4 separate regions of the Homo sapiens genome follow, and all the other regions are linked to region 2. Evidence: chromatin loops called from intact Hi-C (ENCODE). Cell type or tissue: mammary epithelial cell. All regions are shown on one strand.

What was found. Peaks named below come from ENCODE experiments on the same cell type or tissue, not always from the same donor. Only the 100,000 strongest peaks of a DNase experiment are listed, where the experiment ranks them.
Region 1: it touches region 2 in a loop (9-fold over the local background); 5 of 110 quality-filtered maps call a loop at or near these places.
Region 3: a loop joins it to region 2, with 8 times the contacts of the local background. A loop is called at or near these places in 3 of 110 quality-filtered maps.
Region 4: it touches region 2 in a loop (7-fold over the local background); 22 of 110 quality-filtered maps call a loop at or near these places.

The regions. Positions count from the first base shown.
Region 1 is chr2:102,004,270-102,009,269 of GRCh38, reverse strand. It overlaps IL1R2 (interleukin 1 receptor type 2), which reads right to left. Exons shown (of 9, transcript NM_004633.4): 2 at 628-755. The coding sequence starts at 694. Among named protein-coding and RNA genes, the nearest start is that of IL1R2, 15 kb to the right of the region's middle. In mammary epithelial cell, a CTCF peak has its summit at 2,852 (motif pointing left); no DNase peak of the experiment used is centred here.
Region 2 is chr2:102,164,113-102,169,112 of GRCh38, reverse strand. It overlaps IL1R1 (interleukin 1 receptor type 1), which reads right to left. Exons shown (of 12, transcript NM_000877.4): 4 at 4,105-4,339; 5 at 3,809-3,998; 6 at 2,832-3,000; 7 at 450-515. Among named protein-coding and RNA genes, the nearest start is that of IL1R1-AS1, 15 kb to the left of the region's middle. In mammary epithelial cell, a CTCF peak has its summit at 2,527; DNase peaks (open chromatin) are centred at 2,572 and 2,732; H3K27ac peaks cover 313 bases.
Region 3 is chr2:102,441,292-102,446,291 of GRCh38, reverse strand. It overlaps IL18RAP (interleukin 18 receptor accessory protein), which reads right to left. Exons shown (of 10, transcript NM_001393487.1): 5 at 4,915-4,980; 6 at 2,969-3,092; 7 at 952-1,103. Among named protein-coding and RNA genes, the nearest start is that of MIR4772, 12 kb to the right of the region's middle. In mammary epithelial cell, CTCF peaks have their summits at 2,865 and 3,886 (motif pointing left); no DNase peak of the experiment used is centred here.
Region 4 is chr2:102,238,595-102,243,594 of GRCh38, reverse strand. It overlaps IL1RL2 (interleukin 1 receptor like 2), which reads right to left. Exons shown (of 12, transcript NM_003854.4): 12 at 3,593-4,403. The coding sequence ends at 4,354. Among named protein-coding and RNA genes, the nearest start is that of IL1RL2, 54 kb to the right of the region's middle. RefSeq lists a silencer at 2,533-2,592 and enhancers at 2,532-2,826, 4,681-5,000. In mammary epithelial cell, a CTCF peak has its summit at 2,589 (motif pointing right); DNase peaks (open chromatin) are centred at 1,754 and 2,634; H3K27ac peaks cover 1,346 bases.

The sequences.
Region 1 (5,000 bases), 160 kb after region 2:
AAAGATTAAAAACTATGGCCATAGTTTTCACTGGCTGATTTCTCATCATTAAAAGTAAATCTGAGCTGAGTTTAGATGGTAAAAGTTTAGTTCTGGCACGTCGTATGGTTAAACTCCAAAGGCAACTTTGTTAAGGGCAAACACGTCACTTCTTCAGTTTGCTCTTTGACAAGCACATTCGCACCATTCTTTCCTTTTCTTTTCTTTTTTCTTTTTTTTAATTTTTCCTTTTTTATTTTTTTGAGACAGGGTCTCACTCTGTTGCCCTGCTGGAGTGGAGTGATGCAATCTCCACTCACTGCAGCCTCAACCTCCCTGGGTTCAAGCACTCCTCTCACCTCAGCCTCCCAAGTAGCCAGGTCTACAGGCACGCACCACCACGCCCAACTACTTTTTTTTTTTTTTTTTTTGTAGAGACGTGGGTCTCTCTATGTTGCCCAAACTGGTCTCAAACTCCTGGGCTCAAGCAATCCACCCGCCTAGGGCTCTCAAGTACTAACATTACAGCCGGCAGCCACCGAGCTCGGCCCACACTTTGCTTTCTGACAAGGAAACTTCTCTAGATAACATCTTTCCCCAGCGAAGCTACAGGCAAGCCTTTTTGCATCTGAAAGGTTTACTTCTAACCTGTGTGTGCCGCAGGCTGAAGGGTGAAGGCAGAAACTCCCATTACCAACACGTACAAGCGCAACATTGCTCCTGACAACTTCCAGAGGACACGGGAAGTGGAGGACTGAGACCCAGCAGCACGTGGCCTAGGGGAGGAAACAGAGGTGTCACCAGGAACCAAGAACCCTGCAGAGAGAATCCCTTGAAGACGGGGTAGGGGCAGGGTCTGGAAGCTTCACTGGATAATGGGAACCTTTTGGCCTACTCTGTTTAAGAACAAAACTCAAAATTTTTGGATTTGTTTCTCTGCAGCTATATTCACTGAACATATCTAAAGTCGAATCCTTGTAGCACCTAGAGGCGTGCTTGGCAGAGGGGCTCTGCCCCATAAGCTGCTGTCTCTGCAGAGACCTCCCTTAGCCATTCCTGCGCCTTGGCCAGAGATGCTGCTTCCTCAGCTAAGGCCACTGCCAGTGCCCTTTCTGCTCGGACTTCACTTTCTTCGTGAGGTCTCCCTCACCTCCCTATCTAAAATTGCACCACCTTTAATCCCAATACTCCATGTTTTCCTTCCCTTCCCTGTCATTCTCTGTGGCATTCATCATCAGCCTTGTCTCCCCTCTCCAGAATTCAGGCTCCACTGATGGAAGGACTGTGAAAGGAAAATAAAAACTTGGGACCCCCAATTCACTCTGCCAAAAGGAAAAAAATAAGCTGAAGTCTGAGTCCTGCAAGAAGCTGCCTTTCCTTTTGTTCCTAAGCAGAGAGCGTACAGATAAAAGATTTTAAAAATTCTCCACAGGTAGCCACTCTATGTTTACCTTATCATATGTGAAGAGCAGATTTACTGAGTATAAGAGGAATATAATTGACTATTCCCTACCTATTTCTTTTCCCTTGCAACACATGGATTCAGTAATGACTGCACCCTCCCTCTCTGCCCTCCAGCCTGCTTTTCAATAGGGGAAAAACTTTACATATTGAAGCCCTCAAAATCATCTTTGGAGAAAGGCACAGACCACAGACTGCTTTTTCTGTGATTCCATGTTTTTTCTCCTGGGCATTGTCCTTAATCTTGGCAAAATAAGCTTCTAAATTATTAAGACTGTCAGATACTTTTTGGTTGACAGAACCCTGCTTTATCTTATTCACAGTTCTGTCCCTAACTCTCATTTTTTGAATGAATGAATGAGTGAGTTAATGGATCACTCAAAGCCCAAGAGTCCTCATATTTCACTTGTCAGAGAGTTTTCCCTATATCCCCTACGGATTAACTCCTGTTTTACATACAACTCTGACATGCGCCAAGAGATTTGGTGTCCTGCTAACACTCTGGTCTACAGCATCCCAGGGAGAAAAGCAACAAGAAATCCAAAACAGAAATAGCTTGTACAAGTTTATGAAGCAGTCCTCCCCCATGCCCCCCAAAGACTGGAGTGTCAGATGCCCTCCTCGTCTCCCTGATGACCTTCTCACACTATCACAAGTGTTCCCTGTGTCTGCTAACCACGGCCACAACGATGCTGCTTAACAAACCAACGACCCCAGAACTGAATGGTGTGAAACAACGGTCGTTCACTCTTGCTCACAAGTCTGTGGGCAAGATGGAAGTTGGTTAACCTAAACTTGGCAGGGTTAGGCCTGGCTCTGAGCGGCAGATGGGGTCCAAGTCTGCTCCATGGGTGTCTCATCCTCCTTGGACCAGTAAGCTTCCTGGGAGATGATCCTCTTTGGGGATGGCGAAACTGGAAACGATGCGGCCAAAAGCACACACGAGGCCACACTGGGAACTAACTCACTCTTGTCTGCTCACATTCCATCCGACACAGCAAGTCAATGCCCCACCCGGCCATCGGCAGGGCCGGAAGTGGGAGCAGTCGTGCCAGCTGCCATGCCTGACTCTTCTGGCTCCGCAAGGATGGTGACAACCTTGGGGCAGAGCCCTGGTCTTGCTCACAGCCCTCATGGCCCACACACTAGAACATACCGGGGAATACTTATGACTAAAAGCCTGCCCACGGCAGGAGTTGTGAATGAATCCAGGGGAAAAATTCCCAGCCACTTTTACCTTGAGTTGTTCCCTGCTCCTTGCACAGATATCTCTGGGAATGACTTGCAGTAAATCCAGGGCGGCATTGCGGCATTGAGGAACCGACCCTCGCACTCCAGAAACCCTCCCTCGTGAGTGGGGAACCCTGAGTCCAAGGACTCAGAGTTACAGTCTGAGCTCCCCCTTCTGGTGACCTGAGATATTCCCCTTAGCTATGTATCTAGCCTGGAGCTTTCTCCCTTAAACTCTGTTTCTACACAATACTATTCTTCACGAGTTTCTGAAGCACAAATAGTTCCTGTGACTTTACCCCTAACCATACTGTCAGGTTTGCCAGATGAAGGTCACATAAACATCCACCAAGCTGCTGTGTCCTCCTTGGACACGCATTAGCTTATCACATCCCCAACTATACTGGTCCAAGCCAGACTCATTAGTGCACCATTAGAACATGAAAGAAGTAGGAATTTAAATACACTGTAGCTAACCAATACCATATATCAGGATAAGTAAATGAAGTCAAAGCTGGTGTTTTAGGGACTAGTGTATAACAATAGCTATTGTGCCAAATATTGAACATTCATTCTTGCATTTTATCCCCACAAACTGAGTATCATGCTGATTTTACAGAGGATGTATTATAAGAGTTTAAAGGGGTTAAAAGGCCTGGCCGAGATCTTACAGCTAGTAAGCAGATGTTGAAATTTAAACCCAGCACTGGTGATTCCAAAGCCCTTGCTCTTTGAAAATACACCTTCTATGACAGATGCTGCTAGTTTCTTCTCCCAATATCTGTCCTCCCTGCTTTCCCAATAATAGAACCCCCGAATCTTACCTGGGCACATGGCCCTCTATACACAGACATTTCCCATCATATCCCTTGCAACAAGGAGTGGCCATGTGACAAAATGTGGATCAATGAGATGTAAGTGGAAGTGTCATGTGATCCCCCTGGGAGGTCTCCACTAATCTTCCTTCCTGCTGCTCAGTGTGGATGTGGTGGCTGGATTGTGGCCACTACCATGAACTACAAGGTACAGACCACTCACTGAATGCAATAGGGCAGTAAGAGGGGAACCTGAGTCCTTGGTGGCTTCGTGAAGCCGCCCACCACCCTGGACTACCTTTTTTATGTGTCCAGGCTTTCTGTCACGCACAGCCAAGCCTATTCCCAATATATTGTTTTTCCAGAGTTTATAAAAAGATCCCAGGGGAAGGAGCCCTGCCAGGTACTGTCAGGCATTGTGTTCTCACAGTCTTCTTTCTGATACTCAACTATTTCAGGTAAACAGTTTCTGCTGGTTGACTCTAAAAGTCACTTTGACTCAAAGTCAGGAGCTGACGTGCAGCCTCCCCTCAAATGAAAGGGCCCCACCATGCTCACATTCTCTCAGGGTCAGGCTTACGGGAATTATGGGAAGGTTTGTAACCATGTTTAAAATTACTTTGACACCAGAAATCCAGGCTGTGCCATTCAGGATCAGTCAGTAGCTAACGCTTCACAGAGCTATGGAGCTGAAGAGTCTTTGAGAAATCTAATCAAGTCTCTTCTTTCTACAGGTAAAGTGAGTTTCAAGTTAACTCTCTTCTTCAAATGATATGGCTGGATGGGTGAGAAGAAGTGTTTCAACAAGGATCCTGTTCCAGTAGAACGAATCCTAAAATGCTGTCCTCCTCCAGTAACTGCTAGCCTCATCTACCCCCACCACCATCTCCAGCCAAGGGAATTGTCTTGGTTTCTCTCCCTGGACTTGAGCAAAAGAGCTGCTTTACTGTGACTTCTCTAGGATGTGGCTGCAGACAAGTAAACCACAAACACATAGTAGTGACAGTTTTCAATAATCAAAACCTCAGAAAAAGGTTGGAACCAAAATTGCTGTAGCGTGGGAAACAGTAAATCTTTGGCAGGCCCAGAGGGGAAAACAAATTAGTTTTGCAGAAGTTTGCAGCAAAACACTATTCTCCTGGCCTACTTTCTTTAAATGAGTTTTTAAATCACAGACAACTTGACATTTCTGCTGGAATCTGAGTTGACCTTCTTACTGGAAGAAAGAAATTTCAAGGGCAGCTCCTTCCAAGTATTTGAGTTAGAATTCTATCTTTTTTTTTTTTTTTTTTGTCAAATAACCATGTTTCACCACATTCAACATAAGAAAACAGAGGCATATGATGAAAAACAGGACCAGGCATAAGAAAAAGACAAAAATGTGTGAAGTGTGAAAGGAAGGAAAAAGAATGCTGGAAGGTAGAAAGAGCTGATGCACAGCCCTGAGTTGGACAGGTGGTAGAGCACGCACTGAGGCCCAGGTAACCGTTACCTGCCTTTGATTCCCAGGTGTCT
Region 2 (5,000 bases):
TCAGAAGTTCTTTAAGATGTCAAATATAATTTTTGTTTAATTCAGAGATAAGTAACACCTACTGTATTGATTCACTTTTACAGCAAACCCTATTTTTGTCATTAAATATTTTAACTCTGTGAAAAAAAAAAAAAGAAAGAAATCCAATCCTGTACCAGTCAATGGCATTGCTGGTTCCTAGGCCTTTTGACCTTGGTGTCTGGTTGGTGTTTTCATGGTAATAAGTGTTCACAGAAAAGTAGGGCTGGAGATATCAGACATGGCAAGATGTTTGCCATAGAGGCAAGAAATACAAAAAATTAAGATATAATTTGTCTCACTTTCCCTCCATTGATAGATTTATACAGTAAATGGCTTAGATTATATATAGTAAAGATACAATTTATCTTACTCTTATGTTTTAAAAAAAAAAAACCGATTCCAGCATACCCTCACTGAAGCCCACTTACCCAAGTCTACTTCCATTGTCTCATTAGCTGGGCTCACAATCACAGGCCTTGTGGGTTTGTTTTCCTCTGAAAGAAAAACATCCATAAGGTTTGTCAGTCTCTTATAGATCAGAATCTCAAGTGACGACAACACTTAGCAAAACATACTAAATGACTTCTGGCCAGATATTCCATCAAGTGTTCAAAGCACATATGCCAGGAGACAGGAGGCAGAAAGTGAAGGAAGAAAGCTGAGGCAGAGGCCACAGCACACTGTGAATCCCGGGGTAGAGCTAGACCTTCCGAATTCATAGAGTGGGGTGCTACTGAAAAACACACACATCACCAGGACCCTGGGTCCCCAGACAAATGCCTCTCTTAAGTGAAAGCATGTCAGCAAAGGCGAGAGTAGTGGAAAGTCACTTCCTTGAATTGGGTGTTATTGGCCAGAAGGGCTAGTCAATACTAGACCTGCTTGCATTTAATGACTGTGTTAATGACCCAATAGTGAGAACTACAGGGTTATGGAATAATGCTGTAATTTATTAAAATAGGCAAAAAAGTATCAAGAAGCCCCAGAAATTAATCTGACTTATTTATGAAAAGATTGGTTTCAGGGGTTTATCTGTGGCCATGAAGAAACTATGAGAAACTATAAAATTGAGCACTCGGTATTCCCCCAATCAAAAAAAAAGTGAACACCATGAAGGTAGGATATTCTCTGTTTTTTTCCCTAATGTATACCTATTACAGTTCCTGAAACATAGTAAATGCTCAATAAATATTTTTGAATCCTTGAGTGAACAAAAAGTGCTAGGCATCATTGGTGTGGGCCTTGGAAAGAAAACAAAATATTACCTCACTCCGAGTAGAGTATATTGTTTCTACAAATGGGATCAGAAAAGGAAACAGAGAATATCAAAAACACACTTAACCTGGCCGGGCGCGGTGGCTCACACCTGTAATCCCAGCACTTAAGGAGGCAGAGGTGGGCGGATCACGAGGTCAGGAGATCGAGACCATCCTGGCTAACACGGTGAAACCCCATCTCTACTAAAAATACAAAAAAATTAGCCGGGCGTGGTGGCGGGCGCCTGTAGTTCCAGCTACTCGGGAGGCTGAGGCAGAAGAATGGCATGAACCCGGGAGGCAGAGCTTGCAGTGAGCGGAGATCGCACCACTGCACTCCAGCCTGGGTGACAGAGCGAGACTCCATCTCAAAAAAAAAAAAAAAAAAAAAAACACTTAACCTAGCTTAAATAGTCCCCAGTGCCCAGTTCTCTCTCAAGTTCTACTTGCTGGTTAGGTTACTATGTTTCAGGAAAGACAGACCAGAGCTACCCAATGACAGGCTGCTAAAAACTCAAGAACATGGTTTGATACAAAGACCATTGAAAATTGGGATTCACTGATGCCTGTGGGACCATGGCAAGGAATTAACTTTTATTTAATAAAAATATTTTTAGGAAAATAAAGTATTATATAACTGGAAAAGTGAAGCTATTTATAGGGTGATCATATTCTGAGTTTGCTTGGGATAGTCCCAATTTATACCTGTTGTCCCAGCATAACTACTAATAGTCACCCCTATAACCTGCAAAAAAGTTCTGATTGGAATAACTCTTATTTTATTACATAAATCTTACAAAATCTCAATATTTACAAAAAGTTTGAGCATTCTGACTATCCCCTGGCAATTTGTGCATTTTGTTTCATTTTGCTGTGATATAGTTTTCAATATGAAACATGGTTAACGCAGAATTGAAAGACACAAGAAAATTAACAAGAACAATCATCCTACACCTATTAATTGCATAGCTGTTTTGCACCAAGCATTTCTTTGCACCAGGTACACAAGTTTCGTGTACCCCATATCTCTAATCTTCCCAATAACCTTGGGAGATTGCATCATCTTGTTACAGAAGAGGAAACAGGGTTAGAGAGGTTAACACCTAACACAGAATGAACAGGAGGTAGATTCTGGAAATGTGACTTATTCCAAAGCTCATTAGTGTCCACACCGATGCTTGCTGCTAGACACTGACACTCACTGAGATTCCCCAGGTGCAGGCTCTCAGAACATTCCCATATACCAGCCAGAGGGAGCCCCAGAGCTTTCAGTAAGAACCATTTTTAGCCATGCCAAAGAACAACCCTCTTAAATCAGTTGGAAAACACAGCTCATAATGTCTCTATTTAATTAGAACTACATCTGAAGCAGGAATGGAAAAACATTACATAGTATTTAGTAACAAAAAAACAAAACTAAAGCCATGTGACTTTTGTGGTATCATTGAGGTCGTCTTGGATTTGGTTTCTTCATGGATAATGAAAGTAGTATTAGAATCACAGTCTCTGGACCTTCCCAGATCTAAACCTTTTAGGGCTGGAGCTATGACTCACCTAGAGTAATAAATTCTATTACCCGGGTAATAGGATATTGCTTGCCCAAGTATGTGTAGGATGCATGACAAGTATAGTTCCCTCTATGCTTTTCAGCCACATTCATCACGATGAGCCTATCTTTGACTCCACTAAAGTGTATATTGTCAAGAAGTAGAGGTTTGCAATCCTAGATAAAGGGAGAGAGAAGCATTGAAAACCAATAACCAATAACTTTCCCCAATCTACCGCCAAAGGAGCTCCATTTTTTTCACCTTAGCAAATGTTATATTTTTAGAAAGTGACTGGAAAAGTTCCTTACATATAGTAAGTTTTAATACTGGCTTTTTGGAAACAGTTAACTATATTCCTATGACATTAAGTTTTCAAGTCTATGAGACTTGTACTATGAAGTGAAGGCCAATTTATTTTGCAAGAAAAACATGTTTGAAAAAAATGTTAACACTATATAGTTTCTTAACAATACTGCACTTCATTGATATTACGTATTTAGTACGTCTTAAGCTCTACAAGATGATTCCCCATTTAAGTTCCATCAGACTAGGTAGATTAAAGTTACCAAAACATGGGGTGTTCCATGGAAAGCTAGTCAACCCACTTTTCAGACAGTTATGGAAACTAGCAGGTTATTTGAAGACCATATCTTCAATAAAACACACATAGTATGTTTTGTAATAAATAGTTACATCTTCAATACCTTAAGCTTATAATCAGCCTTCTCTTTAAACATCTATTTCTAGTACTTTTCTCAATTACATCTTATTAAATTAAATAAAAACAACAGCAAACAAATTTCTAGTTAAGCTTCAAATTAAGTGAATGCAGTCTTACAATTCTTTTTAGGTTCCCTATCAAGTTTCACCATTAAAGAGAAAACAATATACAAAATAAAAAGGTACTTTGCAGATACATTCTATTGTCCAGGGAACTATTTTATTTTCTGGAAAAGTGAAATGTCATATTTAAAATAAAATTACCTTATACCACTGTAATTTAGGTAACTCATTATTTTCATTTTTAAAAAACTCCATATAAGGGCACACAAGTCCTCCGTCTCCTGCAACGGGTAGTTTCTGCTTAAATATGGCTTGTGCATTATAACATAAGTTAGGCTCATTCTCCACAAATTTTGCACTTATTTTAATTCTGAGGCAGTAAGATGAATTTCTAAAATAAAATAAAATAGGTAAGTTAAGCATTATTAAAAGTATTTCTGTCCTTAACAACTGCAGGAAACTAGAACATGTTTGTAACATACTAATTCCTCTCTTACCTTACCACGCAATAGTAATGTCCTGAATCCTCCACCTTAGCAGGAACAAACCAAAGTTTCTCTTTGTGTTGATGAATCCTGGAGGCTTGTTCTGTAGATACAGGTGTCTTGCTGTCATCTTTATACCAAGTTATAGTGCCTTTGTGTTCATTTGGGTTAAGAGGACAGGGACGAACATCAATTTCATTTGCAGATGACACTAAAATTATTTTTTCTTCACGTTCCTTGCATTTATCTTTAAAAGGAAGAAGGGTGGAAGCAATTTACATAAAAATCTGCCAGTGTGTCTTGATTTAATATCTACGAAGAAACACATTGATTATTAAATACATCAATTCACATTACATATAAAAGCTTTACAGCCTTGTGATAAGATCATTATCTGGGGAGTCTGAGAAGCATATTCAAGTCCAGCTGCATCACTTACTGCCTGTGTGCTGTACCCCTGGCAAGTTATTTAACATCCTTCACCCCCTTTTCACTCATCTAAAAAGTGGGGACAATGTAGGAGGAGAGACATGCCTTTCAGTACAAGATGGAGTAATAGAAACTGGATTTACCTTCCCACATGAACAACTAAAAAATGGACAAAATATATGAAACAACAGTATTCAAGACATTGAACATCAGAAAACAAAGGAGAGAAATCCCAGAAAGACGGAGAAGAAAGGAGGTGTCCAAAATTACAGCTAGGCCATGACATTGCCGAGAAAAAACACAGGCAAAGCCCAGTGAGTTGAGGAGATGGAGCTGAGAACCTGGGTAGAAAAGTTTGCAGGGCAGAGTACCCAAGTACTTAGAGCTGCATAACGACACGCAGAAAGAGTCTTGGGATAACTGAGAGTCTCCCCCAAGTTTTCAGCTGAGTATCAGTCAGTGTAAGCATATAAGAAAAT
Region 3 (5,000 bases), 280 kb before region 2:
AAATCACATTTTGAGACCTGTCTTACAATAAACACTAGAGACCCCAGGGGAATGGGCAGTTCCTGATCAGGGTGGCCTGGGAAACTTATCATATTCCTTTTATTTTTTCCCCTCGTAAACGTCCACACAATCCATTTACATCTCTCTCATTGCATATTGTAAATTATTTTCCTGTATTATCATTCCTACTGCAGCCTAAATTTCCTGAGACCAGGAGTCCCATCTGGCTTACCTGACACGAGGGATCTCCTGCATACTCCCATGGGGGAAAACCCCCTTCACAGAGCGTTTACTACAGGCCAGAACACACTTTGTCTTGTTGAAGCCTCAGAAACATTCAAACCTGCTTATAACTATAGTTATCTATTAATTAAAGGAATGAATGATATCAATTTCATCTCTGGGCATCTTTTCAAAGAAATTTAAACGCTTTTCCTTACCTAGAATTTCTACTCCAGCTTTTTTTTTTTTAATATATCCGTGATATACACACACCATTTTGAACAATGAACAAGATTACTCCTTCTCTCTTCCATTCTCCACTCATCAGAACATGAATCCATCATGTCCTTTGGATTTGAAAGCCAGGAAAGAAAAATTGGAAAGGAGGCTAGGTCTTAGCACAATGCCTGCCATTCTGGGCATACCCCATAGCTATTGTAGAATGAATGCGTGAATGAATGAGTGCATGAATGAGTTGCTTTTCCAACATGGCCTCCCAAACGCAGACTATTACTTAAGAGAACTAGCTCTAAACCAGTAATATGCAGTTTACTAGTTGTGTGGCTTTGGTCAAGGTATTAAATGGGTTGACACCAGGAAAGTGCTTAAAACAATGTCTGTCACCTAGAAAATGTAATCGCTGTCATCATTATTACTATTCTTTAGGAAAACTCCTCCCCTCTCAAGTGAAAGCAGTTTCATGCCTCCTGGGCAACCTTCTGGGCTTACCTCCTCTCTTTTCTTTCAGTTGGACGGACTGGGTTGTGTTTCCAATGGAGTTCTGGACAAAGCAAACAAACTTCCTGCGAAGATCACGCTGAGTGACTTTTTCCAAGATGATATTACGCTCAATGATTTCATCCTTTAAAGTGGATTTAATACTGAGAAAGGAGAAAAAATACCACTCCATTCAGTAACATACATTGACACCCATTTGCAGCATTTGGAACACGTATAAGCAGCCAACAGTTTGGCTTTTAGAGAACTGTGAGATCAATAGTATAAGATACCACGAGAATGTAAGATGGTCAAAAAGGGCTCATTCTTGATTCAATTATTGACTCTTCTAAGCATTCACGCTAAGACATTATTTATTTGTGAGACTCATCTGACCTTCCTTACTCTTAAGAATTCCCCTTGAGAATAGATAATAACAATACCTTAAGAAAAATATTTAAAATGACCAACTCCTACTGAAGGTTTACTATGTATCAGTCCCTCTTCTGTGCACAAAATATGGACTCTAATGTCCTCCATTCCTCACCTCCCAGGAACCCTAGAGTATAATAGGATCATAATGGCCTTGGCCAGTGACAAGGACAAGGCAAAGAAGGTGGGTGAGTAGCCCCAGACCACACTGCAGGGAATGGGCAGCTTGATTCCTGGGCTTGTGCCACGCTGCTCCACCCAGGAAGTTGGGAGTCTTGGCATTTATTCACAATTTGAGTTCTCTGAAGTTACCAATCTACAATCCATCTTTGTGTTAAGAAATCTTGTGTATGTGAATGATGTTTTAGGCTGTGTTGCTCTGAGACCACGATGCCAGCTCCTATTCACTGAGTGCTTCCTACCTGTCACACATTGTGATAGGCATAACACCTCTGCTGTAACCACGCCTCCCAGTGAGCTTGCAAAGTGCAGGCTATTATCCATAGATTATCAATGGGTGATGGAGGCTCACCGGGGCTAAGGGTCATGTTGACATCAGATAGAAAATGGGTTTAAACCCAAGGGTGGGTGATGTCAAAACATACCCTCTTGACTACACTCTCCTACTGTGAACTCTAATGCAATATCAGCTTAAGATGGGCCCCAATGACCTTCCTGATCTTAGAAATTCTTGCTAAATTTTATTGTTGTGACCAAAATCTGTTCTGTACTTTTTTGTAATGATGTATACTTTTCAAAATGATATTGCATTTTCTTATTGATATCTGTTAAGTATCAGAAGAAGGTACTTAATGCATAGACTCTTACTCTGGGTCACATCTTCGAAAAATCAGGGAATGCATCCTTTGGAGACACATCTGATTGGACATCACTGGATCCAGGCCCTTTGATCCTTCTGGGGACTGGAGATCAACTTTTTTTGTGATTGGATAGCTCCAAATATCTAGGGTTTTCTACTGGCCAAAATATCTCACCAGTAAATTCAAACCACTGATCCGGGTTCTGTGCTCCAGAGAGCAACAAACCAAGTCAAATTTCTCAAACAATGTAATAGCTCCCAAGGATTTCAAGACAGAGAGCCCTCCTCTGAGCCTCTTTTTCGGGGTTAAGTTGCTTCAGGTATTCCTCACTTCACATATTTTTTGTCAGACTTATTATTATGATGCCATTTCCCCTGGAGGTTTTCTAGACTGTTCATTACCCCACACATCTGGATCCCTGTACCCCCACACTCTCTGAACGGGTGGCACCGGTGAAAAGCAGAGTGAGGGTAAGCAGCATTTCCTCCCATTTCTTGGACATATTACTTATCTCCAAGCAGTCTGGGTCAGTACAACTGTCTGCTCAATAGCTTGACTTTGAGAGCAGCCACGTCAAACTGTTCCTACAAATTGAGGTTTAAAACAACTTAAATATTTCATTCAACGGCCGTTTGCACTTTGCATTTTTGTGCTTTTATTTTCACCACTAGTCGGTGCTGGTGGCTACACCATCAACTGTATACTTTAGGCATTTCTAAAGGTAGAAGTATCTCTTCTGAATTGCAGAGAACAGAATCCGTGAGTTTTTTTCTTACCTTTTCGCCTCAGGTACTGAGACTTCCCACTCTAGGTCAGAATCTTTGATGTACCATTTTATGACAGGGTTAAAGACCCTTTCAAAGCCAAATCGTGCTTTGCAGCTAATAGTTAAAGGCTTTCCTGAAAATGAAGAGGCCAGAGAAAACAAGAAGGAAGCTGGTGAGAATACTTTGTCCTACATCTGGGAGGAAGACGTCGCCAGAAGCTGTCTCCTGATGCAATCAGGTTTGCAGGTAGAATATGTGTGCCAGAAATAATGAAACGTCTACACAGCTCTCATTCAGAAATGCATAAAACCAGGTACATTTTTTCTAATGGGCAATCCTTCTATCTCAACCATATGACTATATGTTCTTAAAATGAAGATGAGCATGATTATATCACTAAGGGTCCTTATGTGGATTGAGGGAGACACTAAGAAAACTAAGAAAATGAGGAGTTTCTGAGATCAGCCCGGTCTTCTGCACTACTGTTGAAGTACAAGGTGTGTCCATAAAGAAAATTTTACTATCCAATATTTGTTTATTAAGTAAAAATCATAAAGTTATTGTAGCACGTGGTTTAAATAAAAAAATTATTTCGATATTAAGCAATTTTTCTGAACAATTCACTATGGATGGGCATGCATATTATGAGACTAACTTTTTTCTACCCATTTTTTTCCATGAGGAATATTCACATATGCTCTGCCTCAAATCTAATATTTAACCATGAAATGACTAGGAGCTCCATTTGAATACTCATCTTTGCACCTTAACGTTTTTCCACTGGTAATACCTTATAATTCACTAATACATATGTAACTTGACTATATGAATTAATCTAATTTTTTCCTCCTTCTTTCCTCCTTCCTTCCATTCCTGTGACGTTGAGCACATAGTTAGTGCTATTTCTAGAGTCAGAACACACCACTCCTGCCATCTAGTGATCTTATATCATAACATGTATTTTTATGTTTCTTTCTAAAATAATAAATGTTTTAGTAGCATTTTAGAAAGTATAATAATAATAAAAAAATTTATATTATTAAAAGAAAAACAGCATTTTATTTTTAATACAGCAATTCTTATTTGTCTGTGTAGAAAGACATAGATATTATTGAAGTTGACAAAATAAAAGGAGACCCACAGGGAAGTCAATTTCTCCTCAACCCCAAAGAAGACACTACTTTGGAATACAAATTGTTTGGGCAGGGGTTGTAGAATTCTACTACAGTTCTCTTAAATGCCAGATTAAATGTCATATTCATAAGAGTTAATGTTACTCAGGTTGGCGAATTTGTAGTCATAACTGATAGACCTAACCAACATGTACGAAACCACCTGTTCCTGGGGAAGTTAAGGAAGAATAAAATCTATTGATCAGGTTTCATGCTCCAGCCACTTAACATACATTGTCCCATTATTTCTCAGTATAATTTTTTTTTTTCTTTGAGATGGAATCTTGCTCTGCCACCCAGGATGGAGTGCAATGGCTCGATCTCGGCTCACTGTAACCTCCGCCTCCCAGGTTCAGGTGATTCTCCTGCCTTGTCATCCTGAGTAGCTGGGATTACAGGCACCCACACCCACGCCCGGCTAATTTTTGTAGTTTTAGTAGAGATGGGGTTTCACCATGTTGGCCAGGCTGGTCTCAAACTCCTGACCTCAAGTGATCTACCCACCTCAGCCTCCCAAAGTGCTGGGATTACAGGCATAAGCCACCATGCCCGGCCTGCAATATAATCTTTTAGGGTCAGTTTTATGATAGCTATTTGCGGATTTAAGTACTGAGGCTTAAAGGATGAAGTAACTGTGCAAAGTCACAAAACTAGTCAATGGCTGAGTTAAGATTCACACCCAATTCTGTTTGACTGGAAATCCCAATGCTGTTTTCCTTCTATCACACTTAGACCTGCTCCCAGCAGCACGATGTCATTCAAAGGCGATGAGGCCCAGCTTACCAAGTTCTACTTCCAGTGTGTCCTCGACAGGATCCAGAATATCTGGTTTGAGTTTAGTGTCTCCCACTGAAAGATGAAAACAAAGA
Region 4 (5,000 bases), 74 kb before region 2:
GGACCACACACATGGGAATCATAAACACAAAAGACCCTGAGTCTCAGTATGGGCTTTTTTTGTTGTTTTGCCTTGGTTGGGGCTGGGAAAAGAGATAACACCAGTCAGGTCTTATGGTTGCTTCTGTTTTTAATTAACCTGCTCTACTAGAGTAGGTACTGGGAAAGGCCAGATGGTTCTCCCCTTTTGTTTGGAGCTCTGAGCTTTCTCCACCCCTGTGTTATGGCCTGTTAAGTTTTTAGGATCCATCCAACTGGATGGAAGCAATGGCACCATCCACCCCTAGGGAGGCCTGCTTGAGAACGTGCCCTACTGAGAATCACCAGCAGCAGAGAAGGTACAATGGATAAACATACAAGACAGGGGACTAGTGGGGCTGGGAATTGCACAGCCACACCTTGAAACAGAGAAGTGTATTACTAGGTCCTTCAAGACCAAAAACATCCCATCACAGCTTCTTGATCATTTCTTTTGAAATGCACAAAAAATATATAAAACAAGAAATTCCCCAGTGTCATTACCAAACTAGGAACTCAGGCTTGAGCCTGGGACACCTTAGAATAGGTTTTGCTTTCTGACATCTTCAGCCAGCATTGGTGGGAGTCACAACTGGTACAAGCTTTCTGGAGGGAAATTTGGAAGAATGCATCAAATGATCAGATATAAATAGATCTATTTAAAAGATAAATTCTTCTATTTCCAGTAATTTATCTAAGGCAAATGATCAGATGAATGCACTTTGTTTGTAAAAGTAACAAATAGAACAAACCTAAACATCCATGTGATGGTTTACCTTATATGTCAACTTGCCTGGGCTGAAGGATGCCCAGATTAAACATTATTTATGGACGTGTCTGTAAGGGTGTTTCAGCGGAGATTAGCGCAGGAATCAATGGACTCAGTAAGACAGTGAGCCTTCCCCAGAGCAGGTGGGCATCATCCAAATCCCTTCAAGGCCTGAATAGAACAAAAAGCAGAAGAAGGAGGAATTCTTCTCCACCCCTTTTCAAGATCTGCCTCACTCACTGCTTGAGCTGAACCATCTCATCTTCTGCCTTCAGACCGGGATTTATATCATCAGCGCCACTGGTTCTCAGGGTGTTGGACTCCAACTAAAGAAATATTTCACTGGCCTTCCTGGGTCTCCAGCCCACAGAGAGTGGATTGTGGGCCTTCTCAGCCTCCATGATCATGGGAGACAGTTCTTAATTTTGTATATATATAAAAGTCATATTGATTCTGTTTCTCTAGAAAACCCTGACTAACGCAATTCATAAATCTAAGATTGGTATTGCAAGATCAAATCTATGTGAATATTCATATATACACCAAAAGGATAATGAATATTTTTATAACTTCCTGTTTTCATAAATTTACCCAATGAGCAAATAATCAGGGAGGAAAAAGCTGTTTATATTTTGAAAGCAAAACAAAAATCTCCATCCTTAGTTTCATCCGGCTCTTCAGAATAGCCAGGATGTCTTATTTCACAGCAGACTTGCGTAAGTGTCTGAGGGTTGCGAGTTTCTTTGTTTTTAAAAATTTTTTTAACTGCTCTATGTTTTCATGAATGAACTTCACTCATGGGCAGTCTTGTTTCACAAACTCATGTCCTCCACCACTCCCTGCACTGGATTATTTTGAAGTAAATCCGAGACATCATAGTATTTCATTCACAAATGTTTCAGTATGTCACCTCTAACACATAAGATGCTTTTAGAAACATAACAATGCTACCATTATCATGCCTAACAATTTAAAAGGAATGCTGTAACATCGTGAAATACCCAGCCGGTGATACACTTCCCTGGGGCCATGTCTAACAACTGTGTTACCCCTGGGTGGGTTATCTAATCTCTTACACACTTACTTTCTTCATTTTAAAATGGAGAGGATATAGGATAATTGACTGTTAATGAGATAATGTACTTAAAGAGCTTAGCTTAGGGTCTGTCTGGCACATGGTAAATGCCCCCCTACCTGGCGGCATCAGATCATTTGTGATGTTACACACATTTTCCGTTCACCGGGCTTTTGTACGAATTAATCCTTACTTTGTAAATGTCCTGTTCATATTCTCTGGCCCTTTTTGTAGTGGGCAATAAGGATACCAACATTGTATTATCCCTTTTTTACAGAGGAAGAAACTGGGGCACAGGGTTTTTGACTTGCAAGAGGGATTTAGCTAGCATACTCCCTCAGCAAGTGGTTGAGTTGTGACTGGAGTCCAGGGGCCCGACGCCAGGGCCACCTCTCTGAAATCCCTATGACCGCAGTCCCCTCTTGCGAGCACATAGTAAACAGGGCCTGCTGATCCCCACTCACCACCCTTGGACAGACTGCGACAGTCTCAGAAGCCCAAGAGTTAGGAACACATTCGAAAATGGCACTATCTCCACCTTCTCAGCAGCCGAAAAAGAAGAAAGATATCCTTGGCCTTAAGTTGGAGAGCCCCGAGAAGGTAATGTGTGCACCCCGGGATGCCCGCCCACCTGTAAGTCTCCATTCTGGCCGCCTAGGTAGGTTGCGGCAGCCTGAACGGGGCTCTGTGAGCTTCGGGCTGGACAGCGGTTCCTCAGCAGCCACTAGAGGGCGCAATGGCGCCGTAGGCAGGCACCGAAGTCCTTGTTTGCCGAGCTCAGGCGTGACCTTGTTTGTCCTGTGTCTCAAGAGAGGAAATGTTCATCTCTTTCTCAAGGTCCTTCACCCAGTGAGCTGCTTTCTTTTCCTCTTGATGTCATCCTTTTACACAGGCAGGAAATTATGTTCACTTCTACTATCCTGTGGTCATTTAAAACCACAAACAAAGCTGATTGACCAGGAAGTCAGATAATTAAAAGAGCCATAAGTTCTTGATAAAGCCTTGTTGATTGAAGAAAGCAAAGTAGCCAAAGTATCGTGATTGACAGGGGGACCAGCAGCCTGAGAGGCTGAGCTCTCCAGATTGCAGTGGAAAGGCATAAGTTGGTTATTAAAACAAGTTGGCGAGCTGTGACCAGCATTTTGAAAAATTGAGCTAGACTTGAACAAAATAGAACAAATAACATAGAACAGAGCTTTTTCCATTCCGTGTGTGCATACTGAGTTGCTTACTAAATTATGTTTCTCACTGTACTTCAAAGTTTTAAAAATATGAAAGCCTTGACCGGGCTCGGTGGCTCATGCTTGTAATCCCAGCCTCGGTGACAAAAGCGAAACTCTGTCTCAAAAAAAAAAAAAAAAAAAAAAAAAAAGGAGGAGAAGAAGAAATTTGGAGAAATGAGGCCATCAGAGAGGATGAGAGGACGAAAATATTCATCAGGACATAAAGCTTTGGTGGCTGTCAGACTGAGAAACAGTCCATCTACTAAGTGTGGGGAAAAAAAGCTATTGTGCATGACCCTCATGTTTCTCTATAGCCTCAATCACAGGTTGGGTTTTGCCCAACTTTTCAGTGGACCACACCACGAAGGTAGTGGATTTAAGGTGAAAAATATTTGAATGTTGACAAGCTAATTGTCAGATGATTTTAGCAGAAATCAGTTTTCATTATTTAAACTGATAAGAAAATGTTTGTGATTTTGACAGGCATGGTAAACAAACAAAATTGTGATTTATGTTGCTCAAATGAGAATAAAATTTATTTCACAAATTACTGATATTTTTAACATTTACAGTTTAATTGTTCATTGTGGAAAAACAGAGAAAAGGGCATACGCTGTCCAAGCACAGGCTTCCATGTGGGCTCAGCCCACCATGACATGGGGATGAATCCCAACTCTCACCCACCATGACAGGTGATCCCCCCAGCTCTCACCCACCATGACAGGTGATCCCCCAAGATCTCACCCACCATGACATGGTGATTCCCCCAGCTCTCATCCACCATGACGTGGGGATACCCCCCAGATCTCGCCCACCATGACATGGGGATGCTCCCAGCTCTCACCCACCATGATGTAGGGATACCCCCAGCTCTCACCCACTATGACCATGTGGATGACCACCCGCCCTCACCCACCATGACACAGGGATACCCCCAGATCTCACCCACCATGACATGGGGATGCTCCGAGCTCTCACCCACCATGACTTGGGGATGCCTCCCCCGACCAGCCCTCACCCTCCATGACCATGGGGATAACCCCCAGCTCTCACCCTCCATGACCACGGGGATGGCCCCAGCTCTCACCCACCATGACATGGGGATGGCCCCAGTTCTTATCCCATCCTCCTCTTCTCTACGCCTGAGCTCAACTGGGTGTCTAGAATGCTAACCCTAGCCTCATCCTGCAGCAGAAAATAGGTGTAGGAATGAGGAGACATGGAGCAAAACAAGTCATCTTCCAGCCATAGGTGTCAGTCCAGCAAGTCTTAGCCAGTCGTGAGAGTACACTTCTTTCTTCTTGAGCCTAGTTCTGGGCCTGAAATCAGGAAAGATCTATTTACTCCTTTTCTGATGTGGTGGGAGATGGGGGCTGATAAGGAAACCTGCCATGGGAATGCGAAAACCTCCACCTTGCCGTCAGTTCATCTGGTGGTATATCCCTGAGGCTTCCATTTCTCTTGGGTTATCTTTGCAAGGTGGTTATGCCAGAGGATCACAGGTGAGCAGTGTCAACTCTCACCTTTCCTATAAGAGCCCCAGAGGAAAGGTGAATTTGGATGACAAGAGCCAGGGCTCTGAGGTCCTTCTCAAGTGGAGAGCTCCTCTCCAGGGACAGCCTGGGAGATGAGGGTGGAATTGTATTAGTGAACAGCAGCATTTCTCAGAAGTTCCTGGGTGTATGGGAGGGGACATCCACACACAGAGTTCCCATCTCCCAGAATAATATTACTACTGGAGATGTGTGGCCTCTAACATTCAGACCCAGCAGCCACCACTCCTAAAGCCAGCATCACCCTCTGTAGCTCACTCCAGACCTCATCTGGAACAGCCTCTGTTCTTCAAGGAAACCAGGAAGGAATTTTCCACTTTACACAGCCCCAGATCAATACCAAACAAGCATGTGTTAGAGGGA